2 separate regions of the Homo sapiens genome follow, and region 2 is linked to region 1. A link is an interaction called in ENCODE POLR2A ChIA-PET data of the cell type or tissue named here. Cell type or tissue: OCI-LY7. All regions are shown on one strand. Links, peaks and the distances in the headings refer to the core of each region. The heading gives the core; the rest is flanking DNA. Region 1 overlaps TRD-AS1 (TRD antisense RNA 1). Region 2 has its middle 26 kb from the start of LINC02332.

The links. ChIA-PET counts read pairs that join two places held together with the same protein. Peaks named below come from ENCODE experiments on the same cell type or tissue, not always from the same donor. Only the 100,000 strongest peaks of a DNase experiment are listed, where the experiment ranks them.
Region 2: POLR2A ChIA-PET joins it to region 1 with 10 read pairs; 2 of 35 experiments call an interaction of 5 or more read pairs at or near these places.

The regions. Positions count from the first base shown.
Region 1 is chr14:22,423,410-22,438,785 of GRCh38, forward strand. The region is part of intron 2 of TRD-AS1 (TRD antisense RNA 1); the gene reads right to left. It also overlaps TRA, TRD and TRDD1. Among named protein-coding and RNA genes, the nearest start is that of TRD-AS1, 52 kb to the right of the region's middle. RefSeq lists an enhancer at 9,932-9,991. In OCI-LY7, for the core only: CTCF peaks have their summits at 10,825 and 11,025; DNase peaks (open chromatin) are centred at 6,312, 9,302, 9,882 and 10,812; H3K4me3 peaks cover 4,036 bases; H3K27ac peaks cover 4,958 bases.
Region 2 is chr14:22,523,829-22,539,204 of GRCh38, forward strand. It overlaps TRA, TRAJ20, TRAJ19, TRAJ18, TRAJ17 and TRAJ16, and 10 more genes. Among named protein-coding and RNA genes, the nearest start is that of LINC02332, 26 kb to the right of the region's middle. RefSeq lists a silencer at 9,298-9,347 and an enhancer at 13,049-13,518. In OCI-LY7, for the core only: no CTCF peak of the experiment used is centred there; DNase peaks (open chromatin) are centred at 7,743, 8,003, 9,429 and 9,633; H3K4me3 peaks cover 2,936 bases; H3K27ac peaks cover 3,443 bases.

The sequences.
Region 1 (15,376 bases), core at 6,204-11,203:
CAGCAATTCCAACAAGATCGTGATTTTCTCTTGAATAAATAATTTAGGAAATAGGGACCAGAGAAAGCTAGTGTTTCTACCTTTCTTTCAGGCTCAGCCACTCAGCTTGCCCGTGCCCTCCCATGGTGCTCAGATAGGCAGCCCCCAGTGGGACAGAAGAGAGGAGAGATGGAGCCAAAGGAATGAACTGTAGCATCTACTGTGACAGTTTTCTTGGAGGCTCATAAAAGGTATGACCACAGAGCCACAGTGCTTAGAGTATAGCATAGATTAAGGAGGCACCTTACAATTTACAACTATGGGTGACATCCAGTTTTTCCCCAGCCACATGCCTCTGAATTTACATGTTCTAGAGGAAAAGGACTGGCAGTGGGGGGAGGCTCCTCTCCCTCCTTCAGATCAAATATGTACACTACCTGTCATTTTGCCCAACATGGAAGGAAAGGCTACATCTCTAGCATCTCTAGCATGCTCTGTTGTTTTGATGATTACTGACTGGATATTTTGTTTTGCTTTGTTTTGTTTTCTTCATGAGACGGGGTCTTGCTGTGTCCCCCAGGCTAGAGTGCAGTGGCGTGATCATAGCTCACTGCAGCCTCACACTCCTGGGCCCAAGCTGGATATGGTGTTTTGCTCTCCCTTTCTTCTCTATCTCTTTACTTCCACATGTGCTAGAAACAAAACGTTGAAAAATTGCTTCCACTGGCACTTCCTTATCCTTCTTTGGACAGCTCAATTTAACACTGCACTTTTATCTTGAACAATGTGTTTTTCCAGATTTAGATGATTGACGGGGCTCTCTACTCCAAGGCTGAACCTGTGGCAGAAATCAGCCTTCCTTCTGTCCTCATCTAGAAAATCTACCACTTACCTTGTTAAATAACCTCATAAGAACTTGTGGTGATAGACATGGTCAGTGACTTGATTGCGGTGATAGTTTCACAGATGTACAGGCATATCAAACTCATCAGATTAGACACTCTAAATGTGTACAGTTTATTTCACATCAAGTATACCTCAATACACTTGTAAAAATATTTGTTTAAACCCAAAATGGATTTTTTAGGCTTCTTTGGACTACTTCAGGCAACGTCTACACAAAATGTTCTTCAACAAACCCCTCTAGTCAAATATCCTCTAGTCAAATATCTTCCACAGAAGTACAAAGAGGCTGACAGGGCTTGCCACACCTTATTTGGTTTCAGTCAGGGCTTTTCACTGTTTTGCCAAGTGTCTTCCCAATCCTCTCTCCTCTCATGATTCTGCCTGACCTTTCATATATATAATACATGTTATATATATATGTTATAATGTGTCGTTGTTCCATGCATTTTAGTCATGACTGCCCCCATGAGCTCTTATCATTTATCTCCCCAAATAGCTATATTCTAAACCTTCAGAAAATCTCTCTTCTCTACTCTTCATCCCAAACTCACTCACTTTGACCTGATGCATGATCCCAACATAGGCCTGGAACCTGCCTTCTACCTTTCTGCCCCACCCCATTGGGCAACTTCTTTGGTTGAACGGTCTGCAAGGCCCTGGATACTGGCTCTGCCCTTGGACAAAATCGGGTTCCCAAATCCCCATCCAGATACAGCACTCTGAGCTCCACGATCTTGGAAGGGGTTTGGACCCAGCCTTCCCCAGATGTATTTAAACAGAGGGCCTGTCATGATTCATCAAGCCCACTGCCTGCCACTCAGATCTAATTCTCCTTCTTTGAACAAATGATAGGCAAGAAGGTGGAGTGCATCTCCAACATGGAGAGGATACAATTATTCTCCTAGTTTGAAATCATGATTTGGAAAAAGAATGACATCTGGAAAACTGGTTATGCAGATGTCAAAGTTGTGGAGCCATGGTTTTATAACGCCTGCAAGATGGATTCCTAGTAAGACCCCAAGTGACTCCCTCTAACAGAGACTGGGAAGAGTGTCTCTAAGGAGAAGGAGGGGAAAAAATATCTGGACAAATCCATAAGACTGTATGTCTTCCGTATTAATAACTAATATCTGTTGAGTGCTTACTATGTGCCAGGCAGCATTCTAAGCACTTAACGTGTGTTATATGATTAATCTTCACAACAACCTTAGTATTTACTTTCTATTCTTGTCCTCATTTTACAAATGAGAACCCCAAGGCACAGAAAACCTAAAATACTTGCCCAAAGTAGCATAGCTAGTAAGGGAGGGTGACAGATTTCAGACTCTTGATGCTGCACCAGAGGACACAGCATGTAATTTGGGGAGATGGGGGACCCATAGAGAAAGCCACCTTCAGGATGTGTCAGAACCAAGGGACAACAGGGGCTGTGCCCTCACCACCAAACCTGTTCCAATTGATACTCCCGTGACCATCTGTCAAAAAACTGGGACAACAGAACAATGGTCCCAAATGACCTCTCAAGTGTTTTCTAACTGAGATTTTGTGATCCTGACACAAGCTTCACACTGTCTTCTAAAATCATCTGCATCTCTTCATCTGTGAAATGGGGATAATAAGAGTTCTACCTTCACTGTGTTATAAAATATATAATTATAGAAAGTAAATAAATTGCATAGCTTATAGTAGCTATTTAATAAATGTTACCTATTATAAGAAAAAGCAAACTGCAAGGAAGAATAATTGAGAAGAAAGTGAACTAAATTACTGAGCACCAACGAAATGCAGCCACTTTACAGGTATGGACTCACTTATCCTATGACAACTCAGTGAGGTCATTATCATCCTTTCTGTTTTGCAAGTGAGGATACTGAGACTCAGACAGGCTGGACAGCTTGCTTACAGAAGCAGAGCCAGGATCCGGATCTGACTTGAAGCCTGATTGTCCTGGCTGGGATACTGGGCTGGGAGCTGCGGAATGTCCTAAAGAAATACCTTACCTATAGCAACATCTCATGTAAAGGATGGCTGGGAACAGGTATGTGAAGTCTGGTCATCTTTGCTCATGCAAAGATTGCTCTTGACTCCTTGGCCAGTTTCCAGAAGAAGGGATAGTAGGAGGTCTTCAACTCCTTCCCCCTGCCTCCTCTCCCCTGCTTTAAAACACCAATTGTAATTTCAGCTTCCAGGTTGTTCTCCCGAGATGGCTCACTCCCCTGACTGAAGGAAGACAGCTACTCCCCAGCCCACTGCCACTCACACTCCTGAGCACCACCCCTAGGTCAGCAGCTTTTCTCCCAGGGTACACCATGAGAAACATGAGAGACTGGCCCACATATTCCCTCCTTCTGATGCTTGTCAAAGGTAGTCTCTTGTTGGACTCCCTTAGATCCTCGGGGTGCTCATGGATTCACTGCCTTTTCCTCTCCTTTTCAGGGGCTTGCCTGGAGCGAAAACCATAGGGGTCCAAGGCCGGCATAATGAGAGCTAGAAAAATTCCCTGGGTTTCTGTCAGGTCCATAGAGTTGGTGACTTTACCACCCACATATATCTTTGCTGTCAAGCAAAGTGTGCAAGTTTGTCTCTTCCGTTGTCATCGACTTATCACTTATACAGAGGCAGCAATGGGGCTTGAGATCTGACAACCACAATTCTCTGCATTCAAAAGTGAGCACACGGGTACCAGAAAACACTGCGGTGGATGAAGGTGCAGGAGCCACCGTGTAAAGAATAGAAATTAATTTCTAACTAAATGTCTCTGCTTTAGTTAGGGTCTTAGTCCACTGCAGTATCTTAAACAATACATATTCAATGATAAATTTTCCATAATGACAAGGTGAACAAACTCAGAATCAAAGCTCCTTTCCTACTCTTCAATTCAACACATTACCCTAAAATATTAATTGAAATGATAGGATTATACAGCTTTTTTTTTTGTCAGAGCACTTTATTCATTCTTTCAGTAAATACCATCTCTCATATCTGCTTAATTTTTCTCCACAGCATTTATCACTATTTGGCATGCTACATATTTTACTTGTTTATATTTTGTTGTCTGGCTCTCCACTGGAATACAAGGTCCTTGATGGCAGAGATGAGTTTTTGTCTGTTTTGTTCACTGCTTTAACTCCAGCACTTAGAATAACTTTGGCCCATAACAGACACTCAATAAATGTATTAAATGAATGAGGGAATGAAATACATATGAGTGAGTGCTACGTACCCTGCACTGAGCTGGATGCCAGGGACACAGTGGTGCACAAGGCTGGTGCGGACTCTGCCTTCTGAGATGTTCTCCCCAAGCCTCATCTACCCACTAAAAAAATGCTACTGACCGTAACAAGATTTTCTGAAGAGTTGATTATAGAGTACTCTGGAACACCAAATAACTTACTCTTGGAGAGCAGACATCGAGGCTCCTAAGTGCATTGGATGTTAGCAGGGGCAAAATGAAGAAAATAGTAGCTTTCTCTTTTCTCCACCTTTTCTCTCTTTTGAGTCCCAAGGGTCCCAGCCCTGAGTCTGAGGCTGTCAAAGAAAAAGCGAAACACTTCTGTTTTATTTCACAAAGGAATTTCGCAACGCTTCTCTCCAAACAGACTGGCTGGGGCATGCTATTTCACAATGAAAAGCCACGATAACACAGTTTCCTAAACAAAGGGGCGATTCCTAACTCCCTCTCACTTTATCACCACTGCCACCAAATGATTTTGGTATTCTTCAAGAATACAGAATCCACTGGGTCTTTTTGGGCTTTTTAGCAATTTACACATCCACAAACACATAGGTTTATGAGCGGTAACAGCGTACATTCCAGTGCATGAAACACTGCAGGGATTCTCTGAAGGCGTGCCCTGGATGCTGCAAGGCTCCAAGGCAACAGTCAGCCAGTGGAACAGTGTGCCACCCAGCATGCTCGACTTGATAGAAAAAAGACCCAGTGACAGGGCAAAGGAAGTCAAGCCAACATGCAATTGCTTGTATTAATTTAAATAAAGCCAGGTTCTCAAACTCCATGTTTAAATAAGAAATCTAACAGTCATAAGTTTTCTTTTTACCTGCATGCATATGGGAGAATAGGGAAAGTTTAAATTATCTTTCTGGCTTAAGGACAAAATTGCATGAGTATTTATAACTTTCAGAAAAGAAATGTCAGTCTAAATATATTACTAGGGCAACAAATTATTAAGAAAAAAAACCCAAAGTACAGTCTTTTGGAAATTAAAGTTGCTTTCATAGAATATAGCAGCATTCACTCAGTAACAATTCATTAAGTACCTCATATGTGCCAGACGCTTTTCTAGACACAATGGAAGCACAGCTCTCAGAATCTCAGGAGCTTATATTTCAGTGGAAATAAACACAAAATAAAATAAGTAAAATATATGTCAGATGGAGATAATTGCCATGGAGAGGAGTAAAACAGGCGGGGAGAGAGAGAGTGTTGTCAGCAGGCTTGCAGAAATTACAATTTTAAATCAGGTTGTCAAGAAGGGATACAATAAGAAGGTGACATTTCAGCAAAGGCCTGCGTGTAGGCAGGGAGCCCAGTATTTGGAGTGTGGATGTTTGCTGGACTCCCTCTGTTAGAAATAACATTTTCATGCACATTCTTAAGACATAATCATACCAGCTTTTCTGTAGGTTAGGGAGATAAGGAGTCATTTTTTCTTTCTTATCTTGCTAAGAGCTCTTTCACAAGTAGTTCACACTTTCATTTTTCAAAATCAAGCGATGAAATGCCATTAATTAGCACAAAGTGTGTTGGGGAGTGGACGCGAGGGTTTGGCAAGGAAGCAGTCCTGAAAAGATCAAAACTTACAACATGAACAGGAAGATGACAGCACTGATTATTGACAAACGGAAAATGGGGCATGGCATTTTGAGCCCTTTGCCTTGAGTCTCTCCCTAGTCACGTGACCACATTCTGTGGACTGGTGAGTGTTTCTTCCCCAACCACAGGGATAAGAATACAAAGTGAGTGATGCATTTCTCTCACTGGTCCCCAGATGACTCCACTCTAGCAGCCCCGGAAAAGAACCTGCAGCCTCATCTATACCTGCAGGTTGATGTGCCTCCCAAAAACTGTCTCACTCAGTTGTGGAGCTGAAATCAATCATGTGTTCACCTCAGTGGGGTTCTTGGTTTTTCTTTTCTGGCTTCTCCAAAAAGCCAATCATAGAGAAACCTGAGGACTGTGGAGCCACTATGGAGAAGGCTGGAGTGCCTTTACCATCCCTAGCTCAGCTTTAGGGATTCACCCTCCAGGACCTCTGAGTGTGCTGGGATCACACGGCCTAAGGTAGGCCCTAGAGTCAGTTTCTGTCTTTACCTGCCACCTGACAGGAGTGAGAAGTTTTACTTAGAGGCAGTGAGAAGGGAAGTCAGCAGCCCCAGGGACAGTACAAAGGAGACACAGCCTGAGTGTGTGTTGTCAGAAGCTCTGTCACAGCGAAGGCCTCCTCGGGCATAAAGACCTCACTGTGTTTGCATAACACCTGTGTTATAATCGTGAGTGATCAATAAAGGATTAACTGCCTCAGTCATCTAAGGAAATGAAGAAGGGTTTTATGCACCAAGTTCATAAATAAGGACACAGAAAAAAACCACGAAGGCCAGTGTAGCTGCCTCTGTACGTTGAAATTAGAGAACTGGTACAATAACAATAACCCACCTCTGTAGTAAGAATCAATGTAAAATCTTTGAGTTCATAGCTAGTCCATTTCTCAGCATCAAAACCATCATTTTGCTTTCTGTATGGAGGACGTCCACCCCCACATATGCACACTCAGAGTGTCAGAGCAATGAGAAACCAATTACCATCAGGCTCCACCTCTTTGGTTGAAGACATAGAAACTGATGAATGAAGAAATTAAGTGACTTTTCCAACATCACACATATAGTGCAGACAGGTAAAGTGATATACTGTACTTCTGTCTCTTTCCTCCAATATCCTAGAAGTCAAGGGCTAAGAAAAGACAGAAAGGGTAAACCATGTGATCATGCCAAAGTGAAAGAAAAATGGCAGCGGAGTGTTCTCCACATTCCAGACAACTACCTCCTGCCACCTTCTAGGTGGCAATGCAGTCCAGGTAGGTAAAGCGATATACAAAAATAAATAGCCTTAATCATTCACAAAAATATTAATGTGTGTCAAATTTAAAAACAATGAATTGCAAATTGCCCCTAACTTTGGCAAGATCCTTTCACCTACCTTAAAATGGACAAGTTTACAAATTTGGGCTATAAACTGCATATAAGTTTTTGTTGGTTTTTTTTCTTCCTTGAGACGGAGTATCACTCTTGTTGCCCAGGCTGGAGTGCAATGGCACAATCTCAGCTCACTGCAACCTCTGCCTCCCAGGTTCAAGTGATTCTCCTGCCTCAGCCTCCCGAGTAGCTGGGATTACAGGCAGGCACAACCACGCTCAGCTATTTTTTGTATTTTTAGTAGAGACGAGGTTTCACCACGTTGGCCAGGCTGGTCTCGAACTCCTGACCTCAGGTGATCCACCTGCCTTGGCCTTCCAAAGTGCTACGATTACAGATGTGAGCCACCATGCCCGGACACATATGAGTTTTTATAAGTAAGTTCTTTTAGTAGTGAAAAAAGCATAGGCTCTGGAATCAGAGAAAAATAGAATCACAACCCCTCACTTCATAGTTCTGTGACCTTGAAAAATGTTGCTTTAACTTTTCTAACCCTCTATTCCCTCATCCACAAAATAAGGATAATAATTGCATAGAGTTATCATAATGATCAAATTAAATAATTGCAAGTAAGTACCTGAGTGACTACAAAGCAGAGGTGCTCAATAATACTAACTCCATTCCTTTCAGCACCCGATGGTCTGCAGTAGAGCGGTTTCACCCTCTACTCCAGACAGAAGGAGACAGAAAAGACAGAAAAGCTAGAATGGGAGAGAACATGGCCAATGACCACCAGCATTTTTCCAAACCAAGAAATCTAAAGTGCCTATCAGCACATTTTTTATAAAAATACCTCCTCAGGAATGTTCTTCCCACACAACCTCTCTAAATCCTTTCCCTGCACTAATGATAGTGAAGGTCCCAAAGGCAAGACCATCACTGGGAGGGTCTAGCTCCCCAACAAGAGATGATGCCCTCATTGCCCTTCATTTGCAGAGATGAAGGTGACACAGGTCAATGTCAGCTTCACCAATAGTAACAGGGAGAGTAATTTTTTTTTTTTGAGACCGGGTCTCGCTCTATTGCCCAGGTCGGAGTGCAGAGGCATGACCATGGCTCATTGCAGCCTCAACCTCCCGGGCTGAAGTGATCCTCTCGCCTCAGCCTCCTAAGTAGCTGGGACTACAGGTGTGCAGCACCATGCCTGGGTCATTTTTTAATTTTTTGTAGAGACAAGGTCTTCCTATATTACTCAGGCTGGTCTTAAATTCTTGAGCTCAAGTGATGCCCCTGCCTCGGCCCCCCAGAGTGCCAGGATTACAGGCATGAGACCTCACGCCCTGCATGAATGAATTTTTTACATCAAACCTTCTCCAACAAACTTGGTTCAGATGTCTGAGACAAGAGTTGCACAAAGGAGTCTCAGTCTTCAGAAAGTTCATCCTTACCCAGCTTTATGGATGCTCTAGGACACATTTAATTCTTGCATCCATTTAGGAACAGAGATCTTCTCCCATCCTTAAAAGGGAAACTATAATATTAATTACTGACCTGTGATGAGTCAGCTGTCCATCCTCATTTGGCCCATGCTGTCTACATGAAGTTAGTTTTCACTGTAGTGCTTGGCCAAGAAAAACCAAGTTTTTCTAAATGAATTCCAAGGATAAATAGCCTAATTCCTGTTCTTTGGCTTCTTCCACTAAAGAATTATAGGGACCTGATCTAGGGAAACTGGGGGGAAAAGCCAGGGAATGAGAGCCACTGTCTTGCCAGAAATGCATGTTCTGATGAGGAAAGATAGTTCAGGATATCTGCGCCAAATCACACATTGGAAAGAAGCTTTCTGAGATCTGAGGAAACTTCCACCTGCTAAAAAGAGCTAGCAGTCTGCTGGAAAGAAAAAAATTCATTCAGGTGTCAGAACTCTTACTCTTCACTTTGTGTGTGACTGTAGACAAGTCAGTTAACCTCTTTGCACCTCAGATTCTCATCTGTACAGTAAAGAGTTCACATTAGATTGTCTCTAAGTTTCCTTCAGCACTAACAAGCCGTGGGACATAGGAGAACAAATTTGAAAGATTCCTGAGATACAGGAGTATGGATTCCTGCAGCTGATTCCTTTATGTGACCCAGTAAGGATAAAATCGAAAAAAGGAACTAAACGAAATACACTCTTGATTAATCAAAGGGGATTGAAAGTCGTGGCTAACCTCACACCTACCTTGCATCACCTCCAGCTCACCTCCCTTGAGACACTCCTCCTCTTCTTTAATGCCTCATCATGATTCTCAAAAACTGTGATCACTCAAGGTTGAAGCTTTTAATCTCCCATGTATAAAAGGATATGCAAATAGAGTTCAGTTTCCTGTTGAGTCTCTGCCAAGGTCTTAGCCTGGCAGTTCTGGGAAAAGAGCCAAAGACCTCATATTTCTTGGCTGTTAACATTCTCCCATCTGTGCTCAAGTCAGCAGCCTAGGCTTCAGGCTGTGGTTTGTCTTTAGTCTTACACTTTCCCAAGTTTTCTGAAGGAACCCTTTAGAATGTTCCTGCAAGAAAGTAAGATACAAGTGGCTCCCAAGAAACCAGACAGAGGATTATCTGGTTATATTTGGAGGCAGTAAGAAAAAGACCAGGAAGTCTATATTCCTATAGTATATAGCCACAGAATCCAATCTTGCAAGCTACTTGAAATGCTGATATTAATTAAGTCTTAGGCAGGGCTTTCAATAAGTCATCTGTGTCTCCAATATGGGATGTCCCACATCATGCATATGCACAGTGAAAAAAAGCGAGGTCCTTGGGTACAGTACAGCATTCAAAAATTAAAGATCTGAAAAACACAAGACATCTCAGTGTGCTTCCGGGCTGGAGGCTCTGCTAAACAACAGAAGCAGAGACCGGACTAATTGTCCCCCATGTCTCTTTGACTGAACTCACACAAAATAGAATCTACCATTTTTACTCAGTGCGGGGTACCCAGACTCAAGTTTACTGCAATGTTGTTACCAATATTCTAATGGAAAATTATATATTCAGAGCTATGTTAAATTTGACCATTTATTAAACATGAAATTTCTACTTTTTCTGTAAGTGCCTTGTCTTACTTGTATTTCCCGGTATTTCCCTTCTAAAGCTAACTCCCCAAAGGGCTTTCCTGTATGTTCTCACTTCCATTACAAAGTCAATGTACAAGTTAATTTTTTTAATTTCTTTAGAAACCTTTATAAAGAGATTTCCTCCTTCATTTCTCTGTTATCCCAGGCAGCTGTCAGGAGCAAAGAGCTCAAGCCTGCACTGCCTTGGAACAGGACATCAGCAAAAGACACTCTCAATCTACTCAGAAGGCTGAGGTGGGAGGATTGCTTGAGCCAGGGGTTCAAGACCAGCCTGGACAACTAAGTGAGGCTCAGTCTCAAAAAAAAAAAAAAAAGATCTCAATATTATTGTTCCATACCCAGTCATTCACTTGGTGTTTTCTGCAGCATTTATTTATAAATATCTCAGTCTGTTCTTAATCCTTGAGCCTATATTTTTTAAAATCATACTTTGATATCTACTCAGAGTATTGATTCTCTTCAAATTTCCCACCTCTTAGTTCTCCTCCCACTCTCTCCCACCCTGAGCCTTACACCTCCAACAATGATCATTCTAAGACCATTTATATCTCAATAGGAAAGTGATGTAAAACGGGTCTCCTTACTCTGTTTTGGAGGGTTTTTTTGTTGTTGCTGTTGCTTGCTTCTCTGTCCCACCCCAAACTCATGTGTGTCTGAAATTTAGCACCACCTTGCGACGTTTGTGAGCATTTTTCTCAGAGCAGCATTTTGAGACTGAGCCTGAACTCCACTGATGTTATGACCCTTAAAAGTGTCTGGCTCCAAAAGACTAAGGAGTTCCTGCGTAAATCCAGGTCCAGCTACTTCATCACTGTGACTTGTTATTGGAAAAGGTTGAGCTATCAACATATTGCTCCTGTAAAGGCTCAGAACTGAATCTTAGATTCTTCAGGATATTTGAGTCCTCTGAGGCTCCTGGGTAAAGACTCCAATGTAGCAGTTCTGTGGACTATAAATGGGAGATATCCAGATCATACACCTTCAATGGAAGAAAAAGCACTGTCACCTTAGACGACTCCAACTCTGTAGTCTACTTTTGTCTTCCTAATATCATACCTCATTCTCCAGTGGGTTTATGGCAAGCCTCATCTACTCAGAAGTAACCAAGTACAAGCCAACACACTCTTGTGTTAGTGTGGAGGCCCAAAGTGGCATAAGTGAATGTGACTCCAGATGAAAACCTTCCCCTCTCCAACACAAAGATGCCAAAGACTATGTATAAAGCAAGTCTTAAATCACTCTATATTTCCATTTGAATATATTTCCCCAGTTCCTGTGCATTGCTTCTGCATACACAGAATTCAATGATAAAAATTGAGACTGTCTCCTAGATACAGTAATTAACTCAGCTATCAATGCCAATTGACTGTGTAGAGGGGAGACAATTTTGTACCAAGATTTACTAACCTCTATTTTAATGGAAAAACAATGGAAAAGCTTTCTTCCTACTATGACTCTCTCTGGATAAATTGCTTGCCAGGAAGCGTTAGGATAATTCTGCCATGACTCTTTGTCTTCCACACCCAAAGACATTTGGTCTCCATCACATATGGAGGAAGGATCTCCTTGTTCAGCAGTATTTACACCATCACCCTGACACCCGCAGTCAGATCTAACTATACAGCTTGGCTAATAAACCTGGAGAAGCTCATATTCTAAGAAAAAAGTGGAGAGTGGTGGGACAGATGGGGCCTGAGTGCTGGGAAACTGCCCGTGCCCACTGCTGACTTGGTCTTCTCACCAGCTGCTTGATCTAACAGATGCATCTTCCTTATGAGGCACCAGAGAACCAGAATGTCCACATCCTGTGGTCCCCTGTACCCTTAACACCCCACATTTGAGTTCCTTTCCAATTCAGAAAACAAAACCTGCAGGCTTTGAGCCAATTTACAACAGATGTGGGTCACAACAACCAACTACCCAGGAAGCCTCCACCAGAACGCAGCGTGAGAATCAGCTTCTTAGATATTCCCATACGTGTGATCCCATCAATCATTTAACAACTGTCAAAGAGAAAGACTAGGAGACTTTCTCCCGAGCATCTCCAGGGATTTAATTCACTATGTTGGAAATTAAGAGATTACTACTAAGCCATAAGAAGGCTAAGACAGAGTTAAAAGAATTATTGGAAGGTTGGCATTACAACTTTACGTGTACACTAGGAAAATCTGCAGCTCTACCTGTAGCTTTGACATAATGCCTTCCTATACCCTGTCCTTGCCCAACTGTGACTCCCACATCATGGTCATACCCTGGATAGGCCCCTCTCTGCATGTAGAGCAATGTGAATGGGGATTCTGCTTATCAGGATATCATCACTAGTCTGTGCCAGGCCTTGCAAGAATGTCCTTGTACTGCAACTATTTGTACCAGATGGTACCCTGGCCACCCCTAAGTGTGCAGACTTTTTAACTTTTTCCCCCAAGAAAGTGGTCCCTGATGTGCACTGCCTACTGAGTAAGGCTAAGAAAGATAGGAAGGAAGAGGACAAAGTGCAAGGAGAGAAACATTTTTGCAAGGAGAAAAATAATGATGTGGATGCAGAATATTTATCATGTGAATTCATATTAACCTGACTTCCTCAGAAAATGTCACCGTTAGTATTAGAATGTGTATTTCCTTCGGAGCTCTGAAAGAAAATATGAGAATTCAAGGGGTGCTAGTGCAGAATACACACACACACACACACACACACACACACACACACACTGTGCTTCACTGTGGCTGGAATGATGCAGAGTCTTGGCAATAGTTCGGGAAGCTGCTAGCTGTCCGCCCATTGTAAACAGTGAAGTAGGTCATCTGTGGCTCCCCATCCTCATCTGTCTGGGCCATTTTCTTGGGCCCTCCTCCACATCCCATTCCTCATATGTTCTCATTCTATTTCCATCAAACCTCAATCTCAAGAAATGACCTGAAATCAATTCGTACTAATGTTTGAGTCATGAAAACAGAGGAAGGCTTTAGCTTCTCTGAGATTGGCAGGGAGGGTCGCTAGTGAGCATTGTATTTTCATAAAGATAATAGCCATAAGCTAAACACTGCAGCAACCACAGCAGAATTTTCCAAGCCTGAGGAACACTGCCCAAAATGAAAGACAGAGGTTTGTTCTCTCTTTGTTTGGAGGTTCAGTGTGGATCATACACAGAGAGTCTGGAGCCTCCCACAGTGGACACTTCTTTTCCTCTGTCCAGGGAGAAGTCCAGCTGGAGCAGACAACCAGAGAGAACATTAGCCTGACCATGGGGAAAGGCATTGCAGCAGAATTAGGCCCAATAGAGGAAAAAAGATGCCTGGAAAGAAATTTCATTTCAATAGCAGGAATAGCTTTGTAAGAGCTGATAGCCATTCAACAGTGAAACAAGCATCCTTGTCAGTGGATGAGTTCGGTGGATGACTACACTGGGAAGGTTGTCTACATTGGTTGGGAGCTAAACTCAGTGAGCTCTTTCCCTCCTAGAATTCATTATATACTGTATGTATATGATTATATATACTCTGTGTATGTAATCGTGTATTACATATACTCCATATATGTATATTACATATACATATATTACATATACTCTGTATATGTAATCATACTCCATATACACATTTGTATCCATTACATATTCAATTTTCCATGCTATTGGATATTTTTCCTATTCAATAATTTTAATAAGCTATGTTAATATTGTATCTAGAGCTACATTATAGTTTACTCAATCAGTTCTCTTCATGGTTGAGCATTTAGGCAACTTCTAAATTTTTCCTACTATGAAAATTATTATGATGAACACACCTGTACTTACAACTTTTTCATTATTTAAAGTCATCATATATGTATATGATGATTTGGATCCACTTCCACATCCCATTCCTTATATGCCCTCATTCTATTTCCATCACAACTCAATCTCAAGAATATTTCAGTATGTGACCTGAAATCAATGCATTCTAAAGTTTAAGTAATGAAAACGGAGGAAGACTTTAGCTTTTCTGAGGTTGGCAGGGAGGGTCACAGGTGAGCATTGTATTTTAATAGCAATAATAGCCATAAGCTAAACACTGCAGCAACCACAGCAGATATACAAATGGTATATATACAAATATACAATTATATTTGTATAAATATATATAAACATATAATAAAGTAAGCTCCTATTTTCTTAATTAGAAGATTCAAAGTTAAGAATTTTGTCCAACTTGAATATATGAAACTTTAGGGTTATAGAGAAATTAGCCAATTCTACTTTAGATGTTTTAATGTATTAATACAGTTAAACACACATATTTTAAAATTACATATTATATAAAATAATATATCAATTTTGAATACTGCTATTTCCTTTTAATAATTCATAAAATAACTTTAAATTCTTCACAGGCATTTCAAATCAATGTATTTGTTGCCACTAGAGCCACTTTTTTATCCTCAAATATTTTTCCAGAGTATATGAAACTCACTTTGCTAAATTGAAAATTAAGAGGCACATTAGATTTAGAAACATAATTTTAAATTGTTTCAATGATGGCACATTATTAATACCTACTTTGAGACACAATACATACTCACATAATATTAGAATCATTGTTTTGCCATTTATCCTGTAAGTGAATATTCATGATCTCCACAACAAAACATTTACTTTGATAGATTTGTTTAAACAATATCAAACACTTGCAGTCTTGAAGGCACTGGAAGACCCAAAAAATAGTTACTACGTTTCTGTTAAACTACTTAGTCATCTTTTTAACTAATTCTATCAGCTGACTGCCATAAGCATCCATGAGCTAGCATTGATTGAGATCATTCCAATGTGTCCTCACTAAACTGTACTTAACTGTTCAAAGCCAAATAATTAAGTGAAAGTATGGTAATACTGTTTTTCATAATTATTGTAAGGAATCAAATATAAGGGATTTCTTCTTCTCTGAGGATCATGAACCTTACTCCATGTTCAAATAGATATAGTATTTTTTCACAGTAAATTCCCCAAAGTGGAAATAGTCACTCAAACGAATACTTTTACTCTTTTGACATTAACCAAATGGCTTCCAATAAAAATCAAACAATTTATATTTTTACCAACATCTTGCCCACATTGGGAGTGTCAACATTTTGAGCAAAAGCTTTAATTAAATATCCATGCAAAAAATGGTTTGTTAATACTTTACAGTTTTATTACTAGAGGGTTAAAATCCTTTTTCAAGTCTGATAATCAATGATTAACTTTCTTCAT
Region 2 (15,376 bases), core at 4,971-9,970, 99 kb after region 1:
GTAGACATGCTGAAACTGCCAATGTTCTCAAGGTGCTATTCTTTATAAGGAAAATGCCCAAATTTTAACTGTTGCTACTGAACAAAAGAGCATTTGGATATAATTTAAAGCACCCCTGAATGTCCAGGATTTCAGAGAGGAGACATGACAAATTAAAATTATATGTATTATTTAAAGATGAAAAGAATTAGATCCTCTTGAAAATACTCTAATAACTAACATTTCTTCAACATTCGCAATATGCAAAGCACCTTTCATACCTTGACTCATCTGACCCTCCTAACAACCCTCTGGGATAGATATTACCTATCTCCGCTTCCACAGATGAGGAAACAGTGTGAAAGGTAAAACTAAAGCAAAGAGGTTGAAATAGTTACCCAAGGGCTCACCGCAGATGAGGGGCAGAGCTAGATTAAGAGCCTGGCCTGCCTGTCCCCTAGCCCACTCTCTTAACCATGGTCTTGGTGAGGTTTGTGTAGGGCGACCTCGCACTGTGGTTCTAACGACTACAAGCTCAGCTTTGGAGCCGGAACCACAGTAACTGTAAGAGCAAGTAAGTAAGAAAGAAAAGTCCAGAATAATTTTAAGCAAAATGGTGGGTAGGTTTTTCAGCAATTTCACCTAGGAAGTGCAATGTCAAGAACTAAATTCTAAGAGCTTTCCCAGTTTGTGTTAGAACCATAATTTTTCTACCTCACACGTCTCCCTCGCCTTCTCTGTCACCTCAGAACAGCTCCTCCTAAGGCATGACTTCACAATGGTACATTTGTTGGTGGCGCAGTCTTTGTGGTCAGATAAAAACTGAGCTAATTATCTGAAATTATCTCAGGTCTCTAAGTGAGAGAGTTAACTCCTTTCAAATATTTGAAGAACTACGATGTAGACCAGGTAAGGGGTGAGTGTGGAGGCCAAATCAAAACGAGCAGGTGCAAGATGTGCCCCAACCTCCCCTCAAACATTGTTGAACAAGTGGAACTGCCCTGCAGTGGAAAGGCTGCTTTGTGAAGTATGGAACTTTTCTTCCTTAGATATCTTCATGCCAGACCCCTAAGGTTAACCATGAGATGTTGCAGAAGGCACTTCTATGCCATTTTAGCTATTAGATTGAATCACCTCTGGGCTCCCTTTCAAATCTAAATGCTAAGATCCCATGACTCAAGCCTGGAGGATTAATAGGTGAGCTCAGACTTGTTTCTTCTATTTTTACTATTTTGATAGCCAAAGAAATAATTCATCAAATTATTCATAAGCTAAAGCCTACTTGGGATTTTTACACCTAGAAGATGGTGGGGTATGATTTCCCAGTGCAGTAAATGAGAAAACAATAGGAGACATCAAGGAGGAAAAAAAGAAGGAAGAGATAAAGGGAATGTCTTAAGGGAGGCTCAGAGGTTGAATGAAGGAAATGAGGTGATTTTGCAGAGGACAGATGTGGCTATCAAAGATTTTACAATTTCACCTTTGGAAAGGGATCCAAACATAATGTCACTCCAAGTAAGTGAGCAGCCTTTTGTACTCGAAAATAGGGCCAGGGGAGCAAAGTTTCTTCCAATTTAAACACACTCAAAAGGATGTGTAATTGCTTTCTGATGGGAGGGAACTCTGAAGGTAGAAAGACTATTGTTACCACAGATCACTTGTCCCTGGAGATATAGCATCTGAGGACTGACTGTCTAGCTTAGACTGCTGTCTGCACAAGAAGAAGACTTACAGATGCTTAAGGAGGATGGAGGCAAATTTTCAACCCTGTACTCCAAAGCTGAGGGGAGAGGGGATGGGAAACATTAGGGCTGGGTTCATGTAAAGGGGACCAGCATTGTGCCGACAGAGGCTCAACCCTGGGGAGGCTATACTTTGGAAGAGGAACTCAGTTGACTGTCTGGCCTGGTGAGTGAGTCGCTTTCTATTCCAGGAAAATATTACTGTGGAGAAATTAAAAGGGGAGATGAATTAACTCCTTTAGTCTTGAAACTAAAGAGATATGTGTACTTCCCCTCCTGGAGGACCCCAGTCCCTAGGTAGATTAGGACGAGGAAGCAGAGGGAGACAAAGGCGATGGAAAGTCCCTTTTAGGAACCCAGGAATCAGAGAGAACTTGATGGTCCCCACCAAAGGCAAAGAAGGGAGGTCCCACTAAAACATGTGAGCATCCTAAAACACCTGCTCTGGTCCACCCACAATATTTGGTGAAGGACATGGCCCTCCACCCAGAATGGGCAAGCAAACTAGACCAGCTTTCTAAGGTGTGTTTTTCTTGGGTCCTGTGACTCTTGGCCGTCTCCCTGTCAGAGGCTCCATCTGTCGCTGCACTCTTTCTTATTGAGAATGGCCTCTCCGTGGTTCTCTGTAAACTTTCCCCAAGAAGCCTGTTTCCATGCTTCCTCAGCACTTAGCCTCACCGATGGATGGGCTCTAGAGTAGCTGGAGGGAGTCTGGGTCTGAAACTTTCACTGAGAAAGTAAAGTTGATCCGCAGTATCCAGTGGATATGGCAGCTGGGAGGACCTAGGACTGAAGTACTCGTCCTCTCTTTGGGGCCTTTCCTGGGCACTCGATTGAATACAGAAACCCTGTTAGCAAGTGCATGCATGTATATGAGTGTGTTCATTCAGCATTTCCATTCTGAATGTATGAATAGCCTTACTCTGAAGACTCCCTGGAGCTTACAGGGCTTTCTGTTTTCAGAGAAAATTGCCTTTGTGAGACAAAAATGGCCAAGTGGGCCCCTGAATGAGGTTATGGTTGAGAGCTATTAATATTATCCTTATTCACAGAGCAAGATCCGAATTCCCAAAGCAGAGTAGACAATAACTATGTGAAGGGCTTAGACCCAAATATGTGCCCACTTGCAAGCATTCCAGCTCTATGAAGAGGATACAGTGCTAGGAGATAGGATTACCCTGCACATTGCAAACCCTCCACTTTTCCAAGACCATAGAAAATGTCCTTTGTTGAGCACCAACTGAGTGTTATTTTCTTGGTCCCTGTGGTTTTTGCTGGGCCTTAAATCATTGTGTGATCAAAGCTGCAGGCAACAAGCTAACTTTTGGAGGAGGAACCAGGGTGCTAGTTAAACCAAGTGAGTACTGGGGCTTGACCCACAATTGAGCCTTGTCATCAATTTGCAATTCAATGTGCCGTATTGGCCCAAATTAATGTCTCAAACTTGTCTTTAAAATGTTTCATGTTGCTCTTATGCATAAACATGCACTTATGTACAAATTCAGCATGGATAAAGGATATTGTCATCTTGACATTTTCTAGAATCTATTTTCTTAAGAGAAGGCACATAGTAAAAGGTACTTTTCTTATTTCTTCACATTTCTTAACTGATTTTCCCAAGAGGCAGAGGAACTTGGACGTGGCGTTTCTGTCTATTCAGAGTAGTTGATTTGAATATGGTTACAATAGCAGAGCAAGGACTTACAATTTCTAAGGTTCAAAATATTGCTGTCTGTACCAGCCTGCAGCCTCTATAACCATTATTCTGATTTATTTCCTCTGGCCCTCATTTTTCCCAATTAATGTAACTGAAATATTGGTAACCATTATCTTCCGGTTCACAGAAAGTGTGTGAGGATTAAAAAGTCGCTGCTCTGAAAAGGAATTGAGCTGGAGGGTTTTCTTTTGGGGGATTATTGTTTTGTTGATGGTATTGTCTCTTTCATTGAGGGAGAGAATAAGAAAGGAGGCATACTTGAAAGGCAAGGTAATATGATCAATACATGAACGTGTGCAAAATAAATCATTAAGGCATTCAACTAGAAGCCAAAAAACAGTATGGACCCCGGCTCAGCCACTCACTCACTAGGCAGCCATGAGAAGATCACCAAGCTCTCCCAGCCTCAGTTAACCTAAAATGTGGAGATTATTATTCCAGCCTTGACTACTTCAAAGGATGCTATGAAATTCAGATGAGATAATATATGTGAAATCTCCTTGAAAAAGATGGGTGGTCAAATGATTCATGATTTTTTTTTTTTTTTTTTTTTTTTTTTGAGACGGAGTCTCGCTCTGTCGCCCAGGCTGGAGTGCAGTGGCGGGATCTCGGCTCACTGCAAGCTCCGCCTCCCGGGTTCACGCCATTCTCCTGCCTCAGCCTCCCAAGTAGCTGGGACCACAGGCGCCCGCCACTACGCCCGGCTAATTTTTTGTATTTTTAGTAGAGACGAGGTTTCACCGTTTTAGCCGGGATGGTCTCGATCTCCTGACCTCGTGATCCGCCCGCCTCGGCCTCCCAAAGTGCTGGGATTACAGGCGTGAGCCACCGCGCCCGGCCTCATGATTTTTAATAGTTAGATTTTATGCAAAATTTCATTTGAGGGTAAACTTAAAGGTGAACAAGTTTAATGGACTTTGGCCATGGCAGAGAAATGGTTAGGTTTGGATATAAGGTGGACCTCTCTAATTATAAGAAAAAAAAGGAACATGAGAATTGGTGAACAAGACCTTCCCTGGAGATCTTCAGAAACCTGAGGTCACTCAGGAGAGAAATGTGTGAAGTTGAGAGCTTACAGTAAATGGTCTCTGAAGTTTCCCACCATTCCAAAGAGTGCGTGAGCTTAAAATTTTTCGTGAGTTTAGCTAAATATGTGCTTAGTGTTAGATTAGGTTTCAACCAAGCAAAAGAACCCTGGGAGAAGTACTCTGCTTGGAAATGAAGCATCCTTTGGTTTTTGTGGTACAATAGATCACTGTGGGTTTTCAGATGGCCAGAAGCTGCTCTTTGCAAGGGGGACCATGTTAAAGGTGGATCTTAGTAAGTATTATTACTAATGAATTCTTAATTGATTAGTTTTTGAGACAAGTAATAAGCTTTTTTGGAAATCTAAGTGGACTGCCAAATGTTCTCGATTTATCCATATTGCATGGGGAGCAGAGCATTCTTCATGCCTTCTCCATCCTCACTTCTGCCAGGTAGCAGTTTGCATTGTTAACAGGGAAGCAGAATGGAAGCTTAACAGAGAAGCAGTATGGAAGACGTCTCCTTAGCCCAGTGGTCAGTTGCATCAGAGAAGTCTGCTCTGAAATGCGAACACTTTCTCTTGCAGCTGGCAGCCCCCTGCAACCTCAGTGCCCTCCATGGCCAGGGCCAAAGCTTCCAGGTGCCCAGATAACATCCCAAAGTCACTCTGAGAGAAGAGAGAAAATCGGTCTTACTTTACCTTTTCTAACCAGGAATTTACATGGTTAGTTTTACATCTAACACTTCAGCAGGGAGAAGACATGATCTAAGTGTCCATGTGGACACTCTGTGTGACTCGGATCCAGGATCTGCTCTTTCAGCCCCTCCATTTATCGCAAAAGGGATGATGATTAATTCCTCCATGCCTAGACTTCACTTTAGACATCACCTCAGAGAGGCCTGTCTTACCCAGCCAATCTAACAAGCCATCAAACACAGCCACTGCCTGGCTGCTCTCTACCCTGTTATTTAGCCTGATTTTAATTCACACACTTTCATCACTTAACATTATACTATCTGTGTATTTATTGTTTGCCTTCTTCTAGACCGTAGACACCAGGAGGACGGGGACAGTGTCTAAGTGGCTCTCACCGTATCCCTAGTGCCGGCACAATGTCTTTACACATCGGAGGTGTTCAGTGAACAGTTACTGAGTGAATAAAGGACTTAGCACCAACTGCCGCTCTTTTTCATGAAATTACAGAGCTTTGCTATTTCATACCCAAATACTAAAACCTACTGAGATTTTTGCAAATTTCCATCATTTATAGTTATATCCAAGGTGGATTTGAGTGAGCAGGTACATGAGGTATTTGCAGGGCCTCATTTCACTGTGCCAACCAGGCAGGAACTGCTCTGATCTTTGGGAAGGGAACCACCTTATCAGTGAGTTCCAGTAAGTACCTGATAATTATTGATCATAGTGCTTGTACTTATCCTGTAGTCATATATTGCACAGGTGACCAAATGCCTCCTATTTCTTTGAGTTAAGGAATATTGACATTTGATGAGGAAAGCCATTTAAACACATGGGAAAATTGGATGTTGTCTCTCACCCCTAATACTCCAACCATAGCCCCTGTCCTATTCCATGCTCTTAAAAAAATTTTAATTGATAGAAGAAAGAAAGATTATCTACAAGGATATGAGCAATTTGCTAAACAGTGGTAAAACGAGATTATGTACAGGTGTTGATTCCTAGGTAAAAATGGGGGTCAGAGCTGCTATCCTTTGGCTAGTAAAACAAGATTACTTGGTGAAATTATGTAAATCTCCTCGAAAGAAATAAGTTTCAGAGTTGTCTAGAGAATATCACTTGGACTGTTCTCAGGCTTTCCACTACATCTATTGTACCACTATGGTGCCCTGAAAAGAGGCTTTCTCAGGCTTAATTCCATGGCTTAGTCTTTATTCCAGTATCAAAAAGGGGGAATCCCAGCCAGAGCTCCCATGAGGGAGGATAGCTGCATGCTAACCACATTAATCTATTATCAAGGTAACTCGGTCATTTTTGTCAGGCAGCACAGTGCTGTGATTTATAGCACATTCATCTTTGGGAGTGGGACAAGATTATCAGTAAAACCTGGTAAGTAGGCAATATGTCACTAAAGTAGGAGGCTTAATGTGGCTACTGAGACCCACTAAACTTACTGCAGTATTTGGAAGGCCCAAGTGTCAAGAAATTAATGGTTTATGCAGACTTAAGTGGATTCCAATGAAGGAAGAAATGTTAAAGTAATGGCACAGAGGATAGAAGAGCTAGCTGTGAAAAAAAATAGCCATGTGGATGAACCAAACGCAACAGACTGAAAGAGCCTAGAGAGTTGATCCTAAAGAAAAAGGCAGAAAGTCTGGCTGAGCACTTCCAGTTCTGCTGACCTGGCTTGATTAGTGAATCTGGGCCACAGTATCTTTATCTATAAAATGAAAACATTTAATATCACCTCAGATTTTTTGTTTTAATTTTGTGGGTACATAATAGGTGTATATATTTATTTTAAAGATAAGCTAATATATGTGAAAGTATTTTGTAAATTCTTAAATGCTATCCACATGTAAAATATTATTTGTTTATAGAACAAAAAAAAACTATGTCAGATTTAGAATTCTTTTAACATGAGAATTTGTAGGTTCTTAGTGAAATAGCCATTTACATGTGATCTGTAGCCCTAGGCATTGGTAAAAAGCACTTTCTCTTCTACTGAAATATAGTGGCTCAAATGCTACCCAAATGAAAAGGGCAGGGGAAGGGAAGTCATTTTGTAAAGGCAGGCATTACAGTGTGAATTCTGGGGGTTACCAGAAAGTTACCTTTGGAACTGGAACAAAGCTCCAAGTCATCCCAAGTGAGTCCAATTTCCTATGCTTTCCTCTTCCTTGTGTTGTCTTCTCTCAGACCGTAACATTTGGAGCACATAAAGAGATATTATGGGCCTGCTCTTTTCTGGCTGTTTCAGGAGACTGAAAAGGATTGTATAAGAACATCCTTTAGCATGTTCTTAGTATTGTTTTGTCCAGTGTGTGTTTCTTCTTAATATCAAAAAAAACTAAGACATTGCCTGTGAAGCCAATGGAAAACAGTAGATTTGCAAAGAAAAGAACTAAAGAGAAGACAAGTGGTACTTTTTACCAAGCTTAAAGCAGAGTGGGTGTCCTTTAATCAGAGGGATGCTTGGTTCTGGGGGCTGGATAGGACTCAGGTAAGTAACAAGGCTACCACTGAGTCACTGAGCTTCTAAAATGAGTTGACTCGGGGGAGCAGGAAGCTGCCACTCATGATGATCTGAATGCTATTCCGTGAAGTTTCAGATTGATTGAAGTTAAAATTAGGGGTGACACTATGTCAGGAATCTAAAAATTGATAACTGTAATGGAAATGAAAGAAGGGCTAGCTACATCTGTTGGATAAATGGAGTTGAAAATCATGAATTTGATGGCGACAGACCCAGAGAGTTGGGCAGGTAGAAACTTCATTTCAAGTGATATGCAGTAAATACCCCAAATTTGAGTCAAATGGCCTGTGTAAAAAGGAAGTGAAAATGTAACCCGTATCTCCTTGTAGGTGAAAAGGCCATATCTCTAGGTCTTAGGTATGAAAAGGATGTGTGGGCTTCTGGGTGTTTTTGACTGACTAAGAAACACTGTGGGATGGATAGCAGCTATAAATTGATCTTCGGGAGTGGGACCAGACTGCTGGTCAGGCCTGGTAAGTAAGGTGTCAGAGAGGCAACAGAAAGATTGAGGGTAAAATGTCTTCATGTCTCAGGAAATGATTGTATAATGCAAAATGAGCTGGAGTTTTTTAGGAGCACTGTTACTAGAGTTCTGATGTCTGGTTCTAGCAAAAGAACCCTAATATAGCTGTAATCCCTCTCTAGAAGGAACAAGGAAGAGGATTCTTCTCTGAAAGCTCCTCCTAAGATTTATCCATCCTCTGCCAAAGTGTCTTGTGGATCCAGGATACTTACATCTTTGTTAGCAGTGCTGGCCCAACCTGCTCAGCCTCAGATCACCTATCCCTCATTTGTAAAATGAGGATAATATTTAAGCTCATGGCACAGTTGAAGCCCAAATGAGGTAGTGGAATATATGCAGATTATTAATCCATTTGGCTCATAAATGAAGGTTTTCTTTCCTTTTCCCTAAGTAGATCATGGGTTGAAATACCTAACACTGCAAATCATTTTTGTATGGGGATTTGCTATAGTGTGAATTCAGGATACAGCACCCTCACCTTTGGGAAGGGGACTATGCTTCTAGTCTCTCCAGGTACATGTTGACCCCATCCCACCCATGTTTTCCCCCTATCTGGTTTAAGGCTTCCATATGTATTGCGTGTTATCCTCATGGATTTCATCATCCTTGTTTTATTATCAATGTTCTGTGAATTTAAGATTGAGCCTCCATGGACTCTTCATTTAAAAATGAAAATAGCTAATAGAAGAGTTGGAAATAACAGTAGAACTAATTCACTAGGTCAGGATGGAGAAGGGAGTAATACCCTAGACAATTAGGACAAACGTGGTTTTTCCAGAAATAGACTCACTTCCTGTTTAAAGCCTAGACTGTGGTCTCTCCCCGGGCACCCTTCACATTCCTCTAACCCTCCATATCCCAAATTTAGCTGTGGAATCTTAGACAATCTGTGACCTATGCAGCTACAGAAATCTTTTCTTACTGAGAATATCTGCCTATTTGAACCAAAAGATCCTTGAGAATAGACAGTCTCTAATATTCCATGAAGTGTCTGATATGGTCCTTTTACAAAAGTAAATACTTGATAAATTCTTGCTTAATTGAAGTTAAACACCCAAAGAAATCAGGTTTCCAGGCCAAAGGGAAGAAGAAAATTAAGCAAATGACACAGTACATTTGAGCGTGTAGTGGGGAGGAAGAAATGCTAGATTGGGATTCAAATAGAGCCATGTTTTGGTCTCTGCTGCCAACTAGCAATGTAACTTAGACCAGATCTCTTGCCTCTAAGCCTCAGTTTCTTTATCTGTAAATGGGGAAGTGGGTCCAATGGCCTCTCTGGCCTCTTAGTACAAAAAGTCTATGAATGTATCCCATTTGGGGCACTTTTTTCTCCTAGGAGTAACTCAATAGCTATTTTAAAGCTTGAGTGTTTTCTAACTCATTAGAGCACATCAAGAAGAGGGGTGAAGTGACAAAAGGGAGTTTATTGTGAGGCATCAAACACTGTGATACTCACGGGAGGAGGAAACAAACTCACCTTTGGGACAGGCACTCAGCTAAAAGTGGAACTCAGTAAGTATGAGATTCTATGGTAATTACAAAATGTATTCTGGTGACAATAAGTGGAAGAAAAGGTGATGTAATTTTTGTCATTGTATCTTATTTTTAATCTATTACTGAAGCATTAAGAATTGTGACATCCAGATAAATTAGTGAAAGTATTCAAAGGCTATATAAGCATGCTTTCGTTAGGGTGGAATTTAGCTAACCACTAAGACTTTTTCCAAGATATGAGATTTTCAGCTCTCTTCAACGTGAGAGTTTTTAATACTAGTATTAAGCTAAACGATGCTCAATGGAAGAAAAGAGCTAGAAGAGCAGAAAATTGCACCGTCATGATCAAATAGATCCTTTCTACTTCCACTGCCATGGACTCAGTGGTGCATTTAGAAGAGGGTATTCAAGGTCATTTTAGCCATGCCCCAAAAAAACCACTCCCAATTCATTCCAGAGATTGTGCCCCCTTATGCTAAACATCATCCAAGAAGAGTCAGTGAAGTACAGAGAAAGGAACCCAGGGCTTCTTGTTTCGGTCCAGAGTTCTAGGTTTGATTTGGTCCCAACTGGATGTGTGATATTGGAACGAGTCATTGCCCCTCTCTGCACCTCAGACTCCTCCAGTGGATGAGGGGGTCAAAGCCCTCAAAATCTGTTGTTCTGGGATTTCGCTATTATACCACCCGAGAGTTTATAGGACTCGAGAGTATGGAATCTTGTGAGTATTTCATAAACAAATTCTATGACCCTCAGGAAATAGCCCTGTTAATCAACAACCTAACTTAACATAGAAATAATAACCACCATCTCAGTCCCTACCATGTTTAGATACGATGCTAGATGCATGACATGTAGAATTGTTCATCTGAAATAACTCTGTGAGGTAAGGGGAAGTATCTTATTTTACAAAAGAAGAAACTGAGGCTCAGAGAAGGAAGTGCCCAAGATCCCAAAGCTAGTAAGTAAAGGGCCTAAATTTAAACTTGGGTCTGCCTGCCTGACTAAAAAGCCCTGCTCTTTCTTTTATTTTATTTTATTTTATTTATTTATTTATTTATTTCTGAGACAGAGTCTTGCTCTGTCACCCAGGCTGGAGTGCAGTGCAGTCTCAGCTCACTGCAGCCTCTGCCTCCCAGGTTCAAGCGATTCGATTCTCCTGCCTCAGCCTCCCAAGTAGCTGGGGTTACAGGCATGCGCCACCACACCTGAAAGCCCTGCTCTTTCTACTGCATGATGTCGTAGAGCTTGTGCTCTAGTTTACTTAGAAATGAGAGGTGATGCCAATCACAGTGACTGGTGAAATGCTTGGAATTTATCTTTTCTACTTTAGATATTGCTGTGAGTTAGAGAGGGTGCTTCGGGAAATCTTGACATGGATGCCCCAAGTGTCTAAAGAGTTCTCCTCCCCTTTCAATGACAAAACAAAGTACAGAGTTGCTGGGAGCATTTACCCCAATAGGGAGAAAAGAGAGGGGAGCTGGCTGCAGCCACTCCCTTGTTCTGACTGTCCCTTTCCTTCGCTGTTTCTTGTATTTTCCCCAGGCAGACCAGCCACCAATATAACTGATCTACAAGAGCCTGACTCCTTTGTGAGTTATAGAGAAATGCAGGGTGAAGGCACTTTGCACATAGAACTTTAGCTCTGAGAGACAGCCTCAAAATATCTAGTTCACCCCTCTTTATTTTCCCAATAAGGAAATTAAGACCCAGAGAGGTTGGCTGAATTGTCTAAGGTCAGTGCGAACTAGGGCTGGGACTAGAACCTGGAGATCCTGGTCCTGGGGCCATATTCTGTGACTGCTGTTTGGTGAACTAAACTTCTGATAGGTAGGAAGTGTGAGTTATGCTCATAAACAGGAAAAACAAATAGGTTTTACAAGGGGAGTATAAAAATGTCCTCCTTATTACTAGCACCTTAGTATAGGCTCCCTAGACCTGCTCCCCAGCTGTGGTGTAAAAATGGAAGGAGAAGGAAATGGCCCATTTTGTCGCAGTGCAAATCACTGTGGGAAATACTGGAGGCTTCAAAACTATCTTTGGAGCAGGAACAAGACTATTTGTTAAAGCAAGTAAGTTCCATGAAATAACCTGATTTATATTACAGTTGAAGAACATCTGTTTTCATTGATTTTTTTCTTTTTAGGGGGAAGGGGACATAGTTTTGTCTGCCAGTTAAATTAGAAGATACATTGGCAATAATAATGTTGCACTGTACAGTATCCATGGGCATCACTCTTGCAAGAAACATGTATAATAACAAACAGTTAAGTGTGGATGGATAAAACTTCCCTAGGTCCTATCTAGAACTGAAACTCTGTAATTATATTAATAACTTTTTTAACTTGAATATTAGTGACATTTTTATATAACCCAAGGTATACAAAGCAGAATCTTCAGTTGGGTTCTATCTGATTTGTTGTCATCTTCCAATGGTCTTAGGAAAATTAAGGTTAAATAGTAAGATTAGATGCCTCCTACCACTTTGGTACATGCATGCAGACATAGAAACACCCTTAGTAACTAACTTGCATGTGACTTGGCAATCCTAGGCTATGGCCCAGTGACAGGGTCCCATTTTGTACAGAGTTATGTCAGAGTGTGAACACAGGCTTTCAGAAACTTGTATTTGGAACTGGCACCTGACTTCTGGTCAGTCCAAGTAAGTCAAATCTGCAGAAATGTGTAGCCCTATCCTCAATATTGGGCATATATGGATATAATTATTCTGGTCTATAATAGATTATTATTACTACTATTTTGTTCTTATTAATCATAACAATGCTGCTAATTTCAAATATACATTTTCTGCCATATTATTATTTTTACCTTTAAGGAGAATTATTGTCAAGATATCAGGAGGGAAATATTTGAATTTCCTTTGAGTCAAGTTTCTTATTTGTTCGTCAGTTCCCACCTCTCTGCTGAGGGTCATATGAACCTCACGATGTTTTGGTTTTTATACCGCCTTCTTATTATCTCTCTTAGAAATGCTTCCTTGGTTTTTCCTTGCCTAAGCACTTAGATTTTGCAGCTCACATTTACCCAGAGTATACTTAGCTTTTAACCTCTCCCAAAACTGGCCTCCCTGTCCCAATAATTATGCACAGTAAAAGTCAGTTCAATTCAGTAAATGATTATTGAGTATCATCAACAAACCAGGGAATCATCATTGGTTTTAAAAGAAAGAAACAAAGAAAAGAATTTTTAAAACCCTAAGCTATCTTAGGCTTCTGATCTCAAGAACTTCCAGTCTTATCAGAGAAACTAAGCACTCATAATAAAAAGTCTAACAACAATTTATATGTGTATGTGCCAAGATAGGGGGGTGGGTTTCCTGAGGGCTGGAGACAGGACAGGTATGACCATGCACAGCCGCATTCTTTGGCAGAGAACACACATGATTCCCCCAAATATGTTTCTGGAAACGGAATTGAGTCTGTTCTGTGCTGAGATCTTTGACTTTCTTGAGGACAAAAGCCCCCTTGGCAGTTAGCATCCTTGAGCGGGGGTGAGGACAGAAACAGGAATGAGTCAGGCGTGAGTCACCCAAGACTCTCACTCAGCCCCAAGAGGATGGAGTGACTCTGAGTCATGCCGAGGCATGTCTTTAGCATGTGCTCCAGCACAGTGTGCATTTATGGCAAGGTGAAAAATACATTTTTGCACATGTCACTAGGAAAATGGTACCTTCTTCTCAGGCATGGCAGATGAAGTAGGAAAATGCCCGCCTGCTCTCTGGTATCTTTAGAAATACTCACACCCATCCAGCCTATGTAGGATACAATGTTTTTCATGAAGTTTTATGAAGATTCTGTTTTTCCCAAAGGAGAAATAGCCAAAGCTGTGTTTATTGATAGCTGTGATGAGGAAAATGAAGGCCAACAGGTAGCAGTGGGGTCTGGTGCTGTTTATACCCTTTAGGGAGGTTCCTTCAAGTCTTCATACCACCCATTACAAGGAAAACTTTAGCATCCGCCTTTCAGGGTTTCCAGATCTTAGAGCTACTGTGAAGGGGATGTGTCTTCAGAGAAGGGGTGGGCAAAACCAGGAGGTTTTTGTAATACACTTACACAGTGTGACTATGGGAACAACAGACTCGCTTTTGGGAAGGGGAACCAAGTGGTGGTCATACCAAGTAAGTGAGCTGGGATCCTCCTGCACAAATGGCCACAGCCACCCCCATCCCTACCCTGTGCTGGAGAGCCTCTTATCATATTTCCATGGGAGCGGGGGAAGGACATGCCATTCATCAGTGCTATATCGAAGAACCTTAGGCGGCCACTGTCCCAAATCTTTGCCTGTCCCTGGTTTCTTTCACTCTCCCCTTCTCTGCATCTCCACTGACCACACTCCCATTCTCATGTAAGCTGCCCCTGATCTTCCCTGAGGCTGGATTTCAGATTGAACAAAGGACCACAAAAGTGAGAGCTGGAGGGGACCGTGGGGACATCTTGCTCATGTTGCAGAGGGACCTGATGCCAGGGTCTAGCATCTGTCCAAGACCGTGCTGATGGTCAGTGCACAGCAGTGGAGGGGCCCCAGCCCTTTACTCCCACCCTGAGTTTGGTGGAGCCACACAGCTCTTTGCTAAGTGACCCTCAAACCCAGTGTGAGATAAGCTGAGTGTTGACAGTGCCCACCTGCTAGGGAACCAAGTACTGAGTTCCTGCCCCAGCTCAGGACTGTGGCGCAGGCCATGACCTCCCTGAGCCTCAGTTTTCATATCTCTGAAGTAGACAGCATGGTCTCTGTTTCCTCCCATCTTTCAAAAATTCTATGGAAATTATTGTGACTTTTTTCTCTGTAATTGTAGGGTTTCACAGAGGCAGGGCCTTGTCTGAGTCAAGGTCATTAGAAATAAAGGAATCCAAGGGCTTTGGATGCCTTGGCCTAATTCTAGGTGGTAAAGAGGGAAGGATGAAAGCACAAATCACAGGAAGTGCCTAAATCCTGCTTGGATTTAGTGTTGCCTCAAACAGGGATATGCAGAAATCCAACCCCAGGGTCTCCCATAGGAAGAAGACTAGGAGTGGGAAGTGCCAAAGAGCTCTGGAAAGGAAAAGAGAACAAGGAGCACTCTGAGAAAAGGAGGTCAGAACAGCTTCAGGAAAAACGTCACATAAAATTTCCTTTGCTCTCTGTCCTCGCAGCACTTTCAGAAGCTCCTTGCATCTGACTAAAGAGTAGCAGAGCCAGACCCTCAGAATGTCTGCCCCAAGCAAGCAGAGTGTGGTGTTTGTATTGGGGTGCTGGGAGCAGACATGGGGAGTTGCTGCCCTGCTTCTCTGCTGATGGGAAGGTGGTATTTTCCCCTGGGTACACGGGGGCCAAAGAGCTCTCCAGTCCCCAGCCCCTGGCTCCCGCCCCTGGGCTCCAGCACTCGGGGGCTCTAAGGACAGCAGTAGGAGACTTTCTACAACTCAGAGAGTATTCAGGAGGGTTTCCCAGGATGTTGCCCAATACCATGGGGCAATTGGTAGAGGGAGGTCACATGAAACAGGTTTTATCAAAGGCTGTCCTCACTGTGTGCATCAGGAGGAAGCTACATACCTACATTTGGAAGAGGAACCAGCCTTATTGTTCATCCGTGTAAGTATTATAGAAATGATCAAGGGAAATTTTGCAGACAGATTATATTATGGAAGGATACTGTAGTAGT